Regions from separate parts of the Homo sapiens genome. Here region 1 is linked to region 2. A link is an interaction called in ENCODE POLR2A ChIA-PET data of the cell type or tissue named here. Cell type or tissue: HCT116. All regions are shown on one strand. Each heading gives the region's core, and the rest is flanking DNA. Links, peaks and the distances in the headings are about the cores only.

What was found. ChIA-PET counts read pairs that join two places held together with the same protein. Peaks named below come from ENCODE experiments on the same cell type or tissue, not always from the same donor. Only the 100,000 strongest peaks of a DNase experiment are listed, where the experiment ranks them.
Region 1: POLR2A ChIA-PET joins it to region 2 with 6 read pairs; 3 of 35 experiments call an interaction of 5 or more read pairs at or near these places.

The regions. Positions count from the first base shown.
Region 1 is chr6:42,298,367-42,307,689 of GRCh38, reverse strand. TRERF1 (transcriptional regulating factor 1) reads left to right here. Exons shown (of 18, transcript NM_001395490.1): 4 at 6,941-7,052. Among named protein-coding and RNA genes, the nearest start is that of MRPS10, 85 kb to the right of the region's middle. In HCT116, for the core only: no CTCF peak of the experiment used is centred there; no DNase peak of the experiment used is centred there.
Region 2 is chr6:42,430,052-42,439,374 of GRCh38, reverse strand. All of the region lies in intron 2 of TRERF1 (transcriptional regulating factor 1), which reads left to right. Among named protein-coding and RNA genes, the nearest start is that of TRERF1, 17 kb to the left of the region's middle. In HCT116, for the core only: no CTCF peak of the experiment used is centred there; a DNase peak (open chromatin) is centred at 4,955.

The sequences.
Region 1 (9,323 bases), core at 1,670-6,669, 130 kb after region 2:
CATACATTTACCTCTCCCCTTTAGTAAGCACAACTGAGTAGAAAGGAACAGTTTGCCATTGACTTGTCCTGGGAAAGCCAGATCAGCACAGATGACCCACCCCCTGGTGTCCCCTGGGTGAGTTTCTGCAAAGCTCCTCTACTTGTCCATCTGAGGCTGGCCTGGAGGGCCCGTTCCAATATGAAATAGCCTTGAACTCTCCTGTTTTAATAAAATTTAATGTGGAATTTTGTATTCTACTGTGTAATATAGAGCTGGGCCTGTTTTAATTAAAAATTAAAGGATTTTACTCCAAATATTTAAGTGTATTTCAGAAACACATCAAGTTAATCCTGTGGCCCTTAGGATGAACGTGATAAACCTGAATAAAGGGACAGAGGAGTGTGAGGGGAGGAGGCCGTGTGGGGAGCACTTAATGAAAGGAATAGTATTCCTCTTTAACAATGAGGGTTTTGTTTTCTTCTTCTGGAATTTCCTCAAAATTAATCTCTAGGGTGGAACACAACATTTAGGTGATACATTGTATATGCAAGCAAAGGGAGCAAGGTCCTACTATTAATATAACTGCCTGCACTGCTTCAGAATTGTTCTAGGACATAAGCCAAGGTCCTCTTCTTCAAGTCGGCGGTCTCAGCCTTGGCCACATATCACAACCACCTGGCGAGCTTTACACGCTCTTGTTTAACAGGGTGTTCAACAAGAGCCCAGGTGAAACCCAGGCATCCCTGGTTTCTAAAGCTCCAGGTGATTCTGATGTGTAATCAGGATTGACTGCTGTGCCAGGCCATTAGACACAGCGGTGAAAAAAACGGACATAGCCCATGCCCTGATAGAGCTTACAGTCTGACTGGGGAGACCAACTCGTTAATCACATAATTGATTAATTACAACTGTGATAAATGCTGTTGCCCAGTTAAATTTCAGAGGGATGGAGACATCTTCCCAAAGCTATAGCCTGACAGATGAGTAGATGCTAATGAGAGGAGAGCTGGGAAAAGGGCATCCCAGGCAGAGGGACTGGCATGTGCAAAGGCCCTGGGGTAGAAAAGAGCTTGGTGTGTCTGAGGACTTGAAAGACAAGCTGGTTGGAGCTGTGAGCAAGGAGGGGTGGGCAGCCTGAGGCTGGGGAGCAGATGGTAGCCTGTCACCCATGTTAGCCTGTGGTGAGTCCACCTGACATGCTGTCAGTGTTTGAGCTGCTCTGATATTGGTGTGAAAGGCCCAAGCTTCTGTGCTCTGGAATGAGCAGATACACGAGGGCCTGATTAAGTGATCTGCCTATATCCCATCATGGTCTGGGCAGGATCCCCTTCCTCCAGTGCATGAAAATTATTCTTTACTCAGCCTCCATGGAGAGAGAGGAAGGGCATCAAAAGAAGGGGGAGATTGGCCGGGCGTGGTGGCTCACACCTGTAATCCCAGCACTTTGGGAGGCTGAGGCAAGTGGATCACTTGAGGTCAGGAGTTCCAGACCAGACTGGCCAATATGGCAAAACCTCCATTCTATTAAAAATACAAAAATTAGCTGGGCATGGTGGCGCATGCCTGTAATCCCAGCTACTCGAGAGGCTAGGGCAGGAGAATTGCTTGAACCTGGGAGACAGAGGTTGCAGTGAGCCGAGATCGCGCCACTGCACTCCAGCCTGGGAGACAGAGTAAGACTCTGTCTCAAAAAAAAAAAAAAAAAAAAAAAAGGAGAGATATTTGGAGAGAGAATGGGAGTTTTCCTCACGTCTGAAAAGTTTCTGGGCCTCACTTGAAAATTACATCTCCTTCTGGCATCTCCACATAGAACTCATTTGACAGAACTGTGGGTCCCTAGGTGACTGGAGCCTGGGATCTCATTGCAGTGATTCCTCTCTGCACTGTTTCTCAGATGCTCTGTAGAGCCTGTCTCACATTTAATTCCTCCCTCCTCTCCATTTTCCTGCATCCCCCTCCCCCTGTTCCTTTTTCTTCTTTTTAAAATCTGTGCCAATTTCTAATGAATTGTGGGTGGCATGGAGGGAATTCTTCACACTTCATTTGGTCCTGCTTCATAGTTTATATCCTGTGTCCCTCCCTTCCCCTGGCTGAACCCCCCGTCCTCGGTCTGGTAGATGTGAGCTGTTCTTTTCCTTTCAACGGCCTTGTGGCTGCAGAGAACCCCTCTTTGATTTGGGCTTTTAGATACTCATTTAAAGTGCTTGTTCCTGTGTATTAATTTCTTCCTTCCCTAAGACTCCTAATCTTCACTCTCCCTTAACTCAGACAGCAGTGTGGCCTGTGAGGCGGCATTTGTCACCCCCATTGTATAGAAGGGAAACTGAGGTTCTGATAGCAGCGTGGGGCTGTGGGAAGATTCTGGCCTTGCTTGGTGGCATGGTGGATGTGACAGGTCCTTGGAAAGTCACACAACCCTCCAGGGCTGCCTCTTTACTGGTCATATGGGAAGGAGATAAGATTTCTACCCCTGTAAGGAGGCAGGGTGATGGGATAAAGAGGATGGGATTTGGCCCTTAAAGCTCTGGCTCAACCACTCAGTTCTGTGGCCTTGGGCAAGGCATCAGACCTCGGCTTCCTCACTTGTAGAATGGTGATCCCTACAGCACCTCAGCAGGATGGTTGTAAGTACTAGAGGCACTGTCTGGGAAGTCCTAGCAACGTGCCTGGTCTGAATGGGATATAGTAGCTGTTCTTTGGCCTTTGGGATATAGTAGCTGTTCACCTCCCCTGCCATCTGGGATTCGGCTGTTTGTCCAAGAGGACCCTAATCATTATGGTGGAGCTGGAATTAGAACTAGAATCCAGGTCTACTGGCTTCAGGCCCTCAGCTCCTGGGAGGAGCTATCTGTAAGCACCCTGGTTTTGTGAGCTGGATAATTCTTGCTGTGGGTAGGCCTTTCTGTACACGGTAGAATGGTAGTTCTCAACTGGGAGTGATTTTGCAAGAGACAGTTGGCAATGTCTGGAGAGTTTTTTCATTGTCTCGGCTTGGGAGGGTCTACTGACTTCTAAGGGGTAGGGGCCAGGTATCTGGATTGTTCTGGGATCTCTCAGCACAGTGGTTGGGGACCTTTGAAGGCACAGACCAAGAAATAGCAAGTCATCAGAACCCCTGGTCAGCAATAGCTGACTCTGAGCCTTGCAAAGCTGCCCTGCAGCGTCAGCACCGGCTGGGAAATCCTTGTGGATTCTTGTGGATATTCACATAGAGGGAGGGGCATGATTATCCCCACTCACTGGGTATAGTGCTAGCAACAGCTGCCACTTATCCAGGGCCTATTAGGAGCAGGGGCAGCGTGCTCAGTGAGGGACCTACGCTCTCACTGATCTGCCTGTTCAGCAAGGAAGACACTGCTAAGTAACCTCATTTCACAGAAGTGGGACAAGGCCATACGGCTAGTGAGGGGCAGAGCCTAGGTCTCCTTAGCTCCAGAGCTCACATGCTATGCATGAAATTGCATGACCTTTCTTAGAAAGTAACACCCCCGTGAGGCTTCTCCAGCAATCATTTTAATAGAATGCTTATCCACATCCCTGTGTCAGCACTGGCCACCTAATTTTGCCACTGGCCAAACTGAATTTACCACTGTTGCAGAAAACAAGTAGGTAAGAATCTTAAAACTTATCATACATTGGGAGGGAGGGCAAGGGTGCCCCTATTTTGGATGTCTCATGCCAGTTTGGGAAGAGGGAGAATTTAGCAGTTAGGCACAATATGTTCCTAATTTGCCCTAGAAAACTTCTTGGGTGCTTTTGGAAAAACCTGTACATCTTCTTTTTTTTTTTTTTTTTTTTTTTTTATGAGACAGTGTCTCCCTCTGTCACCCAGGCTGGAGTGCAGTGGTGCGATCTCTGCTCACTGCAGCCTTCACCTCCCAGATTCAAGTGATCCTCTCAAGTAGCTGGGACTACAAACACAAACCACCACACCTGGCTAATTTTTGTATTTTTTTGTAGAGATGGGGTTTCACCATGTTGCCCAGGTTTTGTCTCAAACTCCTGGGCTCAAGCGATCCACCCACCTCTGCCTCCCAAAATGCTGGGATTACAGGTGGGACCCACTGTGCGCAGCCAAACCTGTACATCTTTAATGCCTGTCTTGAATACCACAGTGATTGGAGCACAGTGTGAGGTTAAGAAACAGTGCAGTCCTGATTAAGAGCCTTCTCTCCTAATTAGAGTATGCCATGCTCCATCCTGTCACAGGACCTTTGCACAGGCTACTCGGTGTACCAGCAGCACCCTTGCTCTCTATCTTTCCCCTGCTGCCCTCCCTACTTTGCTTCAGTAATTTATTCTTAGGGCTCATATTAAAGACTAATTCCTTAGGAAAGCATTTCTGCCCCATGTCCATGCTAGTCCATCTTCTGGCATATGCTATTATGCATTAGCTATGTTTCTTTAGGGGACCACTATTATAGTTATCTCTAATTTGTTAATGTTGGTTTCCTTCTTGCACTTGATTGTAAGCTCCATGAAGGTAGGGAACACACTGGTCTCACTCAGCTGTTGTATGCCAAGTGCCTTGCATTTGCCTAGTACATACTAGGCACCAGCCAACATTGGATGGGTGAATGGATGGTTAGATGAATGGATTGAACTAGTTAATTTCATTTCCTTTCCCTTAACTCCAGCCAATAATCTCTTCTTAGGGAATTGTAATTATCTGTTTATATGGTTCTCTTGAGCCTCTTTGAAGAAGAACCTGTCTTTAGAAGCCCTGAGTCTAGCTCCATGCCTGACTTACAATAGATGGCTAATAAAAGTTGGCCATATGTTGTCTAAGACAAACTCTTGCCCATAAGACAAGCAGTTCCAAGAGCTCACGCCTCTGCAGAGAGGACCCTAGAAAGTTGTTTTCATACATAGAGGGTTAGGATGGTGAATTTATTCACAGAAACGGAATGAAGTGCATTCCTGCTTCCCACCCGTGCCATGCTTAGCTCCTTGGTAAGGTCTGCTATTCAGGTTGCCAGTTACTGTACTGACTTATTTGTACATAAACAGTTATTCCCCATAACCTTCCCTTTGCCAACATTCAGAGATAATGATACACAATCTTTGTAACATTACAGATGTTGCTTCAAAAACACTCTGTTGCTATAGGAATGTTTGTGATGTGCTTATCGCTAGAATTTCATGAGCAACAAACTCCAAAATTGCAGATGATTTAACATTTGAAGCAGGGAGTTGAGAGTGTATGTGTGTTTGCATTTAAAAAAACAAAACAAACAAGGCTTTGAAAAAGGAAGTTTTCTTCTGCAGAGTTATCTTCTTCTAAAGCTTAAAATAAGAACTACTTAAAAGCAGCGAATTTAGAAGAATGAGCACTTTCTCTTAAACATTCAAATGGGTGAAAATGACTTGTAATGCCTCCCTCAAGTATTAAGGAAATAGGCAGTTAAAGGTTTTTTTTGGAGCTAGCTGTCACAGACAAAGGATTTCTCATTTAAAAAAAAATCATTTTATAGCATTAAATAGTAGGAATGCATACCAGCAGCCCTTTTGGCATCTTGAAAATGATTTATTTTCTGAAATGTCCCAGTGCATTTTAATAGATGACTCTTTGTTCTTCTCATTCAGGGAGGGAGCTTCAGGCGGGGTTGCCATAGTTAGGGTTGGGAAGTTCAGGGTGGAGGCAGACAGGGCTCCAGGAACAGCTTTCCATGAGCCTCACACTTTGTTACCTGAACACAGCAGGTGGGTGCCACCACCTATCTCCAAACAGCATGGAGCCACACTTTCCCAAAGCTCCTGCTGTGGTTCTCCTTCCCAAAGAGAGACTCTCTGAACTAACTTTTTATAGTCCAGAGAGTGAATTTGAAATCATTTTTCTTTCTAGCCTCCCTCTCTGAACATATCAGCTAGACATCTTAGGAAAGGTGTGCAATGTGGAAGTCTCTACTATAGCAATGCTGCTACTCAGCTGTGGCTCAGGAGTGGTGCTCTCTGCAAACTCTTTAGCGGTCCATGAGATAAGTTCAGAAATTGAGTCGGTGCTTAGTAACTTTCATGCCGATTTGACAGAATAATCTGTTGAATCAAAGAACTTAAAAGTGAGCTTGCACTTTGTATCAGTATCTTTTCATTTCCTTTTTCTAGCAGTTCATTTTTACTATATTTTATTAAAGTAGTCATCTCTAATGGTGTGGAAAATTTTTTAAAAACTGGTCCTTCGGCTGGGCACGGTGGCCCACGCCTGTAGTCCCAGCACTTTGGGAGGCCGAGGCGGGCAGATCATGAGGTCAGGAGTGCAAGACCAGCCTGGCCAACATGGTGAAACCCCGTCTCTACTAAAAATACAAAAATTAGCCAGGTGTGGTGGTGGGCACCTATAATCCCAGCTACTTGGGAGGCTGAGGCAGGAGAATTGCTTGAACCTGGGAGGCAGAAGTTGCAGTGAGCCAAGATCACACCATTGCACTCCAGCCTGGGCAACAGAGTGAGACTCTGTCTCAGAAAAAAACAAAACAAAACAAAACAAAACAAAACAACTGGTTCTTCATGACAAATAACTTGAGAAGCTGTATGCCAAGGCACCTGTAAGCTGCTGTAGCTCCCCCATGAGGAAAGTCAGCTGTTGAATGGATTTGGGGAATCACAGCACTTAGCAAATGATATTATAATGAAACTCAGATCTCTCTCTGTCTCTCTATATCTCTCTGTGTCTGTCTGTCTGTCTGTCTGTCTCTCTCTCTCTCTCTGTTTCCTAAGTGTAGAGACTGCATCCAGTTCATCTCCATGGCCTCATTCCTCAGTGCCCTGCCTGGCACATTGCAGGCCTTTGGAAATGTTTGTTGAATGCATGCCTGTCTGCTTCCTCATTACCTAAGAGTAGGTGAGGACAGCCTCGGGAATTTCCCTGGGATTTCTGGTAGTGTCTTCTGCAGGATGGTGATGAAGAGCTAGGAGCAAATGATGAGGAAATGACCTTTCCTTTTTCTTTTCCCCACAGGACCAGGCCTCCTCTTCCCACCTGTCCAGCAGCATGAAAGCAGCATGATTGGCCGACCGCAGGAGAAGCCCCCAGAACCAGGCCCCCAACTCAGCCATCTGCGGAGGTCAAGGTGAGCTTGCTTTCCTTCTTCTGGAAGGCTGAGGAATTTTCATTTTCATTTTAACACTTTCTGTATGCATTTGTAATCCCTTGCTATGTGCTAGAAGAATGAGGTTTCCTGGGATGAGGGTAGACTTAGAAAGTGCATGTCACTTTACAGATTAAAGTGTGCTCATTTTGGTTAAAGGAGAGGCTGATATGGAGCAGAAAGGACTGAGTTGAGTGTCTAGAATGGAGCTCTTATTATTCTTCCACCACCTCCTGAATCTGGGACCTTGGACAGGTCTTACAGGATGGGGTATCCAGGGAATTTTGAATGAAAAAATCTCTGAGACAGGATAGAATGGGAAAGATTACTCAGTCCACGACCTGAGAGTCCCAGTACCTGCTAGACAGACTTCTGTCCCACACAGAGTCATAAGGGGCCTTAGATGATCAGTCAGGCCAGTTTCCAGCCAGTGTTGGACAGTTAGTTGTTAGTTCTGTCTGCTGGTCTCTGCTCTGCCATTAGGAACCACAAAGACTTGGCTTTCAAAGACTCTTCCACATGCCTCTCTCACTGGGTTTGAAGATTTGAAGATTTGGCTGTCATGACTCCGTCTTTCTTTTTTTGGTATAAATTCTCCCTAGAGACTGGTGCCAGTCACCTTGTCCTCTCGTCCCCTCTGTGTTGGAAAGGGCTTTAGTTACCTCCAGCGTCTGCCTTGCTGGTTGCTCATGCAACCTGCACCATCTTCAGTAGAGAATCATTCATTCACCATTCGTTCTTCAGTGGCTATTTACAGCCTCCTTTGTGACAGGCACTGTGCTAGACTCTGGAGATATATCAATGAAGAAGAAAGACAGGGTCTCTGTCTTTTAAGACAAAATAGGTTTAGATCCTTAGAGTTTGAAATATGCATTGAACTACTTCCGTGGGCTCCTTTTTTACATTTTTATCTCTGCAACTTTTTTTCTTAAATGTCCCATAAGTGCTTCAAAAAACATCTTTAAATATTGGATATAGTTTTCTATATATCATCATTGAAAGATAAGTTAGCTTATTGTGCAGCTCAAATCATCTATAATATGTTCTTTTCTGATTTTGTCTGATTATCTATCAATTATTGAGAGAGGTGTGTTAAAGCCTCCCACTGGATTTGTCAGTTGCTCCTTGCAATGCTGAAATTGTTGCTTTATATGTTTTGAGGCAATACTGTTTGGTGCATAGATGTTTAGAACTGGTGTATTTTATTGATGAATTGGGATTTATTTCTACCATCTTTACATGCATTTAATTTTTTCTGCTCTTTCTTTTAGGTTGAGGTATTTTCCCCCCTCATTTCATTTTCCATCTTCTTATTTGTAACTTGCATACTCTATGTCTGTTATTTCTGGGGTTACCCAGCTAGCTACCTGGATAGATGATAGATAGATAGATAGATAGATAGATAGATAGATAGATAGAAAAAAACAGACTCTATGTGTGTTTTTTCAGGGGTTATCCAGCTAGCTAGATATATATATATATGTAGATAGATAGATAGATAGAGACAGACAGACAGACAGACAGATAGATAGATAGATATTTTTAGAGACAGGGTCTTGCTCTCTTGCCCAGGCTAGCTTCAAACTCCTGGGCTCAAATGATACTCTCACCTCCTCCTCCCGAGGAGCTACCTTAGCTTTTTTTGTTTGTTTGTTTTTTGTTTTGTTTCGTTTTGTTTTTGAGACGGAATCTCTCTCTGTTTCCCAGTCTGAAGTACAGTGACACAATCTTGGCTCCCTGCAACCTGCACCTCCTGGGCTCAAGCAGTTCTCCTGCCTGAGTCTCCTGAGTAGCTGGGACTACAGGCGTCTGCTACCACGCCTGGCTAATTTTTGTATTTTTAGTAGAGATGGGATTTCACCATGTTGGCCAGGCTGGTCTCAAATTCCTGACCTCAGGTGATCCACCCGTCTCGGCCTCCCAAAGTGCTGGGATTACAGGCATGAGCCACCGTGCCCCACCAATTTTTGTATTTTAAGTAGAAACAGGGTTTTACCCTGTTGGCCAGGCTGGTCTCGAACTCCTGACCTCCAGTGATCCACCCACTTCAGCCTCCCAAAGTGCTGGCATTACAGGCGTGAGCCACCACCCTCAACCTATTTTACGTTTTCATCTCTTTGTCTCTCTGTGCTGAACTCTGAATAATTTATTCAAATCTATCTTCTGGCCGGGGGAATAGCTCATACCTGTAATCCCAGCACTTTGGGAGGCCTTGGTGGGTGGATCACCTGAAGTCAGAAGTTCAAGACCAGC
Region 2 (9,323 bases), core at 2,334-7,333:
GGCCTGGTACGTACTGTCTCAGAGACAGTTGCCAGATGATGAGGCTGGAGAGGTGAGCAGGGATTGGGCAGGGAGAACCCGATGTCACGTTACGGAGCGTAGTCCTGACCCTGTAGGCAGTAGGGGAGTCACTGAAGGTTTTGGAGTTAGGAAGCATGTGTTGGGGAACGGAATCCAGTCTGGAGGGGTTGAGTCTGCAGGCCAGGAGACTACTTAGGAAAGTGTTGGAAACACAGGGGCAAGTGGCAGTGATGTTGAAGGAGAAGCATTGCCATCTTTCTACGGCATGGCCTGCCATTTCTCTCTCCATCTCGCCTGCTCTTTTTCAGTCTCTAAGAGGCACTTTCACTTCTGTGTCTGTCCCCTTTTCTTCCTTGAGGCTCCTGGCCATGTATTCTGCGACACTCCCTTTCCACTCTCCACTCTGTTGGTGGGCTGCCCTCCTTCCCCTCCCCTCCCATCCTGTGCTCACCTGTGTGATTCCCTTCAGGGCAGGCCGTATGCTGTGTCCTCCCATATCTAAACCCTCTGATCTAATCTGCACAGAAGCACAGAACACAGAGCCTGGGGTCTCAGCCTTCTGTCCTTCTCAACTCGTACCTGCTCCTTCTGTGAGGACACTTTTGGGGCTTAAATTTAAAAACTTGGAAAGAGTTTTAAAAAGGCAAGTAGCTGATATGAATCTAGTCTTAACCAGGATGGCAGAATTTGGAAAAGCACAAGGGGGTTATTTTCTTTCTTTTTTCCTTTTTCTTTTTTTTTTTTGAGACAGAGTCTCACTCTGTTGCCCAGGCTGGAGTGCAGTGGTGTGATCTCGGCTGACTGCAACCTCCACCTCCCAGATTCAAGCAATTCTCCTGCCTCAGCCTCCCAAGTAGCTGGGACTACAGGTGTATACCACCACACCTGGCTAATTTTTGTATTTTTAGTAGCGGTGGGGATTTGCCATATTGCCCAGGCTGGTCTCGAACTCCTGACCTCAGGTGGTCCACCTGCCTTGGCCTCCCGAAGTGCTGGGATTACAGGCGTGAGCCACCGCCCCCGGCCAGGGGGATTGTTTTCTTTAGGAAGGTGAGGCAATGTGCTCTGGCCATGGCGACCTTACCTTGTATATGTTGGGGGACAGGATACATTTTAAAAAGTAACAGCTGCAAGCCGCTCACGGTGGCTCACTCTTGTAATCCCAGCACTTTGGGAGGCCAAGGTGGGTGGATCACTTGAGGTCAGGAGTTCGAGACCAGCCTGGCCAACATGGTGAAACCCCATCTCTACTGAAAATACAAAAATTAGCCAGGTATGGTGGCGGGCACCTGTAATCCCAGCTGCTCGGGAGGCTGGGGCGGGAGAATCGCTTGAACCTGGGAGGCGAAGATTGCAGGGAGCTGAGATCACGCCATTGCACTCGAACCTGGGAGACAGAGTAATACTCTGTCTCAAAAATAAATAATAAATAAATAAATAAATAAATAACAGCTGCCTACTAAGTGCAGATGCACACCATCATTTTAGGTCTGTTCCCCCTTTAACCCTCAGAACAACTGCATGAGGAAGGCATTCTTATCCTTATTATACAGGTGGGGAAATGGAGGCACAAAGAAATGCAGAAGCTCGTTCAAGGTCGTATGGCTAGTAAATTGCAGGGCAGGGATTCAGACTCCGGAACTCAGACCTGGGTGACTGTAAAAGCAGGTTCTTTTCCCCCTTGCTTATCCTACCTCCCATTTCGCCTTACCAGACAGCATGACTTGAGTTTCCTTCAAAAATATGACTATGATAATATGGTGGAAGGAACACCATGCCAACCCTCTGGGGCTATTCGTGGATAGCGCTAACTCTTGGAGCCTCATTTTCCATGTCCTCTCAGTACCTTTGTTTTACTGACTGAAAAGGTTTATTTTGAGAGTAAAATGAGATTTAAAAAAATGCAAAAGTGCTTTGAGAACTGTGAAGCCATATTCTTTACTCTTCTGCATAATCATTTTCTGAGGGGGTGAAACTCTGTGAGGGTGGGATCTCAGTGCCATCCCTGGGCTTTGGGCGCGATGGGTGCGTGGTTCACACACGTTGTTAGCTTCCAGAAGTGTTTGGGGCTGAATGTGCTCTCAGGTCTGCCCCAAATTATTCCACATGATTTGGGGGAATCATTGGTGGCTGGGCTGCAAGTGGGAGGACCTCCAACCAGAGCTGGAGTGCCCTTGTGTGTCCCTAGGAGGGTCACTTCACCTTCCTGAACCTCCGTTTCCTGAGGTGGTCACATCTACTTGGTTATTAGGAAGATTAACTAGCAGAATGTGTGTAAAAATCCACACTTGCTAAGCAAGATGATGATGACGTATTTATGGAATGGAAGTCATGGGCTCTGCAGTCTCTGGATCAGGCTCATCAGCCTTTCCTGGTCAGAATGTTCTGCCTCACATTTACACCACAGTCTCCTGCCTCTAAGGCCTGGAGCAGACATAATTGAAAGCTTTGTTAGTGTTAAGACTTTTTCACTGAAATTGTATAAATGGTAAGTGAAAGTAGTTCATATATATATATATATATATATATATATATATATTTTTTTTTTTTTTTGTAGAGGGAGATTGCAAATAATTCATAGTGATTATAGAGAATTTGGAAAATACTGACACAGATGAGGAAGAAAATAAAAAAGGGCTTTAATTCCTCCCTGTTAACATTTTAATATATTTCCTTCCAGTATTTTTTCTAGGCAGTAAAGTCTAGTGATTAAAAATTTAAGCACTGCAGTCAGACTGCCTGGATTTGAATCCAGGATCCTTCATTCACTTTAAATAACAATAGGCCTGGGTGAAATGAAATGAGACAATACATGTAAAACATCTGGGGCTGTGCCTAGCAGATAGTAAGTTCTTAATAAATATTAGCTATGATATTATGCTTTCAAAATCATATTAGGGTTCTTTTGAATGTGATTTAATACTTACTAATTAAATATTTTTTGGAAACTTAAAAAAATAGTTGCTTATTATCCTTTTTTTTTTTGAGACGGAGTCTCACTCTGTCACCCAGGCTGGAGTGCAGTGGTGCGATCTTGGCTCACTACAAACTCCGCCTCCTGGGTTCACACCATTCTCCTGCCTCAGCCTCCCAAGTAGCTGGGATTACAGGCACCTGCCACCACGCCCAGCTAATTTTTTTGTATTTTTAGTAGAGACGAGGTTTCACTGTGTTAGCCAGGATGGTCTCGAACTCCTGACCTCGTGATCCACCTGCCTCAACCTCCCAAAGTGCTGGAATTACAGGCGTGAGCCACTGAGCCCAGACGCTTATTATCCTTTCATATGGACTCTATGTTCAACAGATATTTATGGAGTGCCTACTGTGTACGGGGCACTGGGTCCCATAACTTATTTATTTATTTATTTATTTTTGAGATGGAGTCTCGCACTGTCGCCTGGGCTGGAGTGCAGTGGTGCAATCTCAGCTCACTGCAACCTCCGCCTCCTGGGTTCAAATGATTCTCCTGCCTCAGCCTCCTGAGTAGTTGGGATTACAGGTGCCCCCCACCACGCCTAGCTAACTTTTGTATTTTTTTTTTTGGTAAAGACGGGGTTTCACTATGTTGGCCAGGATGATCTCGATCTCTTGACCTCGTGATCTGCCCGCCTCAGCTTCCCAAAGTGCTGGGATTACAGGTGTGAGCCACTGCGCCCGGCCTCCATAACTTATTTAACTAGTCCCTATTATTAGGAATTTACCTTATTTATCATTTTTTAACTATTATAAATAATACTTTGATAAATATCCTTGTACATAAATCTTTAAGTTCATCTTAGATTCTTTTTGGGCGGTAAATTCCTAAGAAGGAGTATTACTCTGTCACCCAGGCTGGAGTGCAGTGGCGTGATCACAGCTCACTATAGCTTTGACCTCCTAGGCTCAAGCAATCCTCCTGCCTCAGCCTCCTGAGTAGCTGGCACTACAGGAGTGCACCACCATGCCTGGCTAAGTTTTTGTGTTTTTTGAGTAGATGCACTCGGCTCTGTATACATGCCATCCATGTCTCCTCAAAAAATACAAAAACTTTTAAAGAGCTTACCCTTAATTAATGTTTTAGCCGTTTTCTGGACAATTCAGGCCACTTAAACACTTAGGCCTTTTTTACCTCCCTTATGCCTTTTGAAGTCTTGTGTATTTTAATTCTCTCTCTATGAAACCCCAGAAGACATTTTTTTTGTGTGTGTTTGTTTGTTTGATTTTCTTTCTTTCTTTTTTTTTTGAGACAGAGTTTTGCTGTTTCTGCCCAGGCTGGAGTGCAATGGTACAATCTCGGCTCACTGCAACCTCTGCCTCCTGGGTTCAAGCGATTCTCCTGCCTCAGCCTCCTGAAGTAGCTGGGATTACAGGCACCCACCACCACGCCCAGCTAACTTTTTTGTAGTTTTAGTTGAGACGGGGTTTCACCATGTTGGCCAGGCTGGTCTTGAACTCCTGACCTCAGGTGATCCGCCCGCCTTGGCCTCCCAAAGTGCTGGGATTACAAGCATGAGCCACCACACCCGGCCCATTGTTTTATGTAGACAATAATAATTTAGATTAATCCACATACTTACTCTTTTTGCTGTTCTTCATTTCCTTCCATATAAGCATGCTTCTCTCTCAGCTTAATTTCTTTCTACATGAATAACTCCTATTAGGGGTGTGTGTGTGTGTGTGTGTGTGTGTGTGTGTGTGTGTGTGTGGTGGAGGGTGTCTGCTGGTGTTCCAGTTCTCCCAGTTTTTGTTTGTCGGAAAATGCGTTTTATTCACCTTCATATTTGGGAGATTTTTTTCCCCTGGAAAAAAATCTTTATTCACCTTCATATTTGGGAGATTTGGGCTTGTTTTATTTTCTTTCAGTCCTTTGGAAATGTCATTCCATTGTCTTCTGGCTTCCTTCATTTCTGTTAAAAAGTCATCTGTCAGTTTTATTGTGGTTCTTCTGAAAGTAACATATCTGTTTTTTCTCTTTGGCTTTGTTTTTTTTTTTAGCAATTTTACTATGATGTACATAGGTGTGGTTCTCTTCATATGGATCCCCTGTGGAGTTTGGAGTGCATCTGTAAATCATGGCTCTGTGTTTTTGGTCAGTTTTAGAAAATTCTTGAAGCATTGTCTTCCAATTTTGCTTTTGCTGTTTAATCCTCTCCTCCCTTTCTCAGGCTCCTGCACATATGTTAGACCCTTTCATGGTATCCTACATGTCTCTGGAACTCATTTCTGTATTTTCTGTGCCTTTATGTATTTTTTTCTACTGACCCATCTTCCACAGCACCAGTCATTTCTTTTACTATTCCTTTTTGTTGTCAAGCACATCTATTCAGTTCTCTCTTTTTTGAAAAACAGAGACAGGGTCTTGCTCACTCTGTTGCCTAAGCTGGAGTACAGTGGCACAAACTTGGCTCACTGCAGCCTCAAACTCATGGGCCCAAGTGGTCCTCCTGACTCAGCCTCCCGTAGCTGGGACTGTAGGTGTGCTCCACCATGCTTGGATAATTAAAAAAAATTTTTTTTTTGTAGAGATGGGGTCTTGCTCTGTTTATCCAGGCTGGTCTTGAACTCCTGACCTCAAGTGATCCTCCTGCCTTTGCCTCCCAAAGTGCTGGGATTATGAATGTGAGCCACCATGCCTGGCCCTTGTAATTTTAAAGTTCTGGCTGACAACTTCAATATTTGGATACCTTCTGAGGTTTGTTTTTATTGATCGTGTATTTTTGTTGGTTTGGTCCTATTTCCTGACATGCTTGGTGATTGTTGTTTGAGTGCTGGGCATTTTACCGTGGAAAATGTAGAGGCTCAGTTAAGGCTGGTATATTTTTTATTTGCCCTTACCTGTACAATGGTACAAGAAGGCCTTGGTAGGCCCTGATTTCAGAGTTTCATCTGCTTGCCACTGTAAAACTACCAAAGCTCTGCTTAATGTGCTAGTGTTTTAATAGCTTTTTTTTTTTCTGTTTGGATTCCTAGGTTTTAGCTCTGTGCACAGAAGACTTAGGTGTGTGTCAGTGCCTTGAGGAGAAATCGCTTGCAGAACATTGGACTCATTTCTTTGGGGTTCACTTTTTTTTCTGGTATCTTGGGCTCTTAAATCTTGGATATGTTCATAGCCCTGAACTCCAGTTTTTGTCTTCTCGGCCCAGGGAGAAAGCTGCTGAAAGCTTTCATTTACTGCTTTCTGTTTTGCCTCTGTGTTCCTTGCACCAGATTAGCAAGTGTCCTGAGGGAAAACAGTAGCTACTAATACATGGCTCACCTCACTGCACCTCCCTTTCCTCTAGGAGCCTGGTCCCTCAAGTCCCAACTGCCTTGTTGTATTTCCACACCTTCAAAATGTTATTATTATAATTATCTTGTATTTTATCTATCTTATGTAGCTGTTCTGTACCAGAGGACTAGTTTAATATTCACTGCCCCATAATACCTGAAAGCGAAGTCTAATTTCGTATCCTTTATGATTAACATTAGAAGTATTTTCCATGTCTTTAAACATTCTTTAATTCTTTAGGTGACTTTTTTTTTTTTTTTTTTTGAGACAGAGTCTCACTTTGTCTCCCAGGCTGGAGTGCAGTGGCATGATCTCTGCTCACTGCAACCTCTGCCTCCTGGCTTCAAGCGATTCTCCTGCTTCAGCCTCCTGAGTAGCTGGGACTACAAGGCGCCTGCCACCACGTCTGGCTAATTTTTGTATTTTTAGTAGGAACAGGGTTTCACCATATTGGCCAGGCTGGTCTCAAACTCCTGACCTCAAGTTATCCACCCACCTCAACCTCCCAGAGTGCTGGGATTACAGGTGTGAGCCACTGTGCCTGGCCCATCATGTGATTTTTTAATATTTGCACAAGCTCCCTGTTATGGCTTTTATGATCTACTCACATTTTCTTCAATTGTCAGATACTTAGGTCATTTCACACAGTTTGCTTTTATGAATAATACCGCCACAAATGTCTTTGTATATTTTTGCTGAAGCATTTTATTCATATTTTAAAAGTGTGGAGTAGAAATGATCAGAGTTGAAAATACTAATCAGTAGTGATTGTTTTTATGCATATAGCATGTACAAAAATAAAACTATAGACCTTTTCTCTCTTGGATGGTTCAGAAAGAAGCTTTCCTTTTTAAAAAGTATTTTTATTTCTTGAGAAATATTCATATAATGCTCACCACGTGCCAGACAATTCTTTTACATGCTGTATAATACTGACTTTAATTCTCCCAAGAGCCCTAGGGCACAGGTATTATTACTGGTCCTCTTTTTTGAGAAGAGGAATCTGAGGCATGAGGGAATAGGTCACTTGCCCATGGTACAGTTGTCAGTGGCAGAGCTGAGCCATGCATTCTGACCCTAGAGCCTGTACTGTTAACTGCTATACTATACTACCATGAGCTCATCGTTCTCATTTATTATCACTTTCTTTCTAACCATTTTAGCTTATTTCAGGGCTTCCTCAGTCTTCTGTTAGTTGGGCCTTTTTTTCTTTCTCATCGGGTAGGGGGAGGGACATGAAGGTGGGGACAATTTGGGACAGAAGCTTCCATTGACAGAAGGTGCATTTGGGACCTGGTCTCAGACATGGCGGCTCACTTTATAGCTTGAGAAGGTAAGGTTGCCTAGTGGCTTATATTGTATCTATTGTGGGGTTGGGGGGTCCCTGGTGTGTATTGAGTGACAAGGGAATTTCTGCTGCCACCTCTGGCTTGACCGGCTAGTGTTGGCTGGGCCACTGCCTTTCCAGTTTTGAGAGGAAGAGTAATTTAATCTCTCTTCCCTCCCTTCCTCCAGTTCTACTTAGCGTAAGGATAAAGAGGTGTAAATAGAGGGCCCACTAATTGGAGTATCAGGGCAGCCACAGGGCAGTAGGGAATGAAAGGATTAAGCGCTGGTGCTTTGGACCTAATAAACTGCAGGGAGTGAATGAAGAGTAAGAAACCTCAGACCCTGTGGAACTTCAGTTCCTTTTTCTTTCTGCCTCTCTGTTTGGAGCCTTCTGTACTTTTCCACATATATCTCCATTTTCCTCTCTGTACTTGTCATTCTATTTTCCATTCTTATCTTTCTACCTACCCACCTTCCCTTTTTTCTCCATCTCTCGCTTTCCTCCTTTCTATTAATTGCTAGTTATATATATGTTAAGTAGCCTGTATTTTAAAATGTCTTCTATTTATTGAATAAATTTTTTCCATTTTTAGTCTAAAAACAAGCTTTTTAGCTTTTGCACTCTCAAGAAAAAATTTGCTGAATGAAATTACTCTTCCCTTGTCTTTAGTTATTGATTAACATTTTCTTCTCTTTTCTTTTCTTTTTTTTTTTTTTTGAGACTGAGTCTTGCTCTGTCACCCAGGCTGGAGTGCAGTGGCACAATCTCAGCTCATAGCAACCTCCACCTCCCAGGTTCAAGCCATTCTCCTGCCTCAGCCTCCCGAGTAGCTGGGATTCAGTTGCCTGCCACAACACCCGGCTAATTTTTTTTTTTTTTTTTGAGATGGAGTCTTGCTCTGTCTCCAGGCTGGAGTGCAGTGGCACAATCTTGGCTCACTGCAACCTCCGCCTCCTGGGTTCGAGCGATTCCCCTGCTTAGCCTCCCAAGTAGCTGGGAGTATAGGCATGCACCACCACGCCTGGCTAATTTTTTGTATTTTAGTAGAGACGGGGTTTCACCATGTTGGCCAGGATGGTGGTCTCCATCTCCTGACCTCGTGATCCACCCACCTTGGCCTCCCAAAGTGCTGGGATTACAGGCATGAGCCACCGCGCCCAGCCAACGACTGGCTAATTTTTGTATTTTTAGTAGAAAAGGGGTTTCACCATGTTGTCCAGGCTGGTCTCAAGCTCCTGACTTCAAGTGATCCACCCGTCTTGGCCTCCCAAAGTGCTGGGATTACAGGCATGAGCCATAGCGCCTGGCTTATTAATTAACATTTTCTATTTCTTCTCTTGGTCAGCAGCTCTTAAGAGAAAAAAGATTCAACTCCTTGCTTTTTGGAGTGAGGGAAGATGGTCTAATACTGATTTTGGGGGGCAGTAGGTGTGGGACTTGCCGGTTTTCTTAAGATTGTTTGAGTTTATAACTCATCACCAGAAGTCTGAGAGGGCTTTGAGCCATATTTATTAAATGATATCAAGGGAGATTACCAGGAAGAATGATGGGATGGGGTGGCAGAGAATGACAAGGAAACCTGTCTCTCTCCTGCTTACAACCCATCAGCGGCCCCCACCAAGCAGTACAAGCCAGAGTCCATACAGTAGTCCTTAGCCCCCCTGAGGCCCTGTCTTTCTACAGCTCTCCTCCTCATTCCTCCTCTCCAGCCCCATATCTGGTATG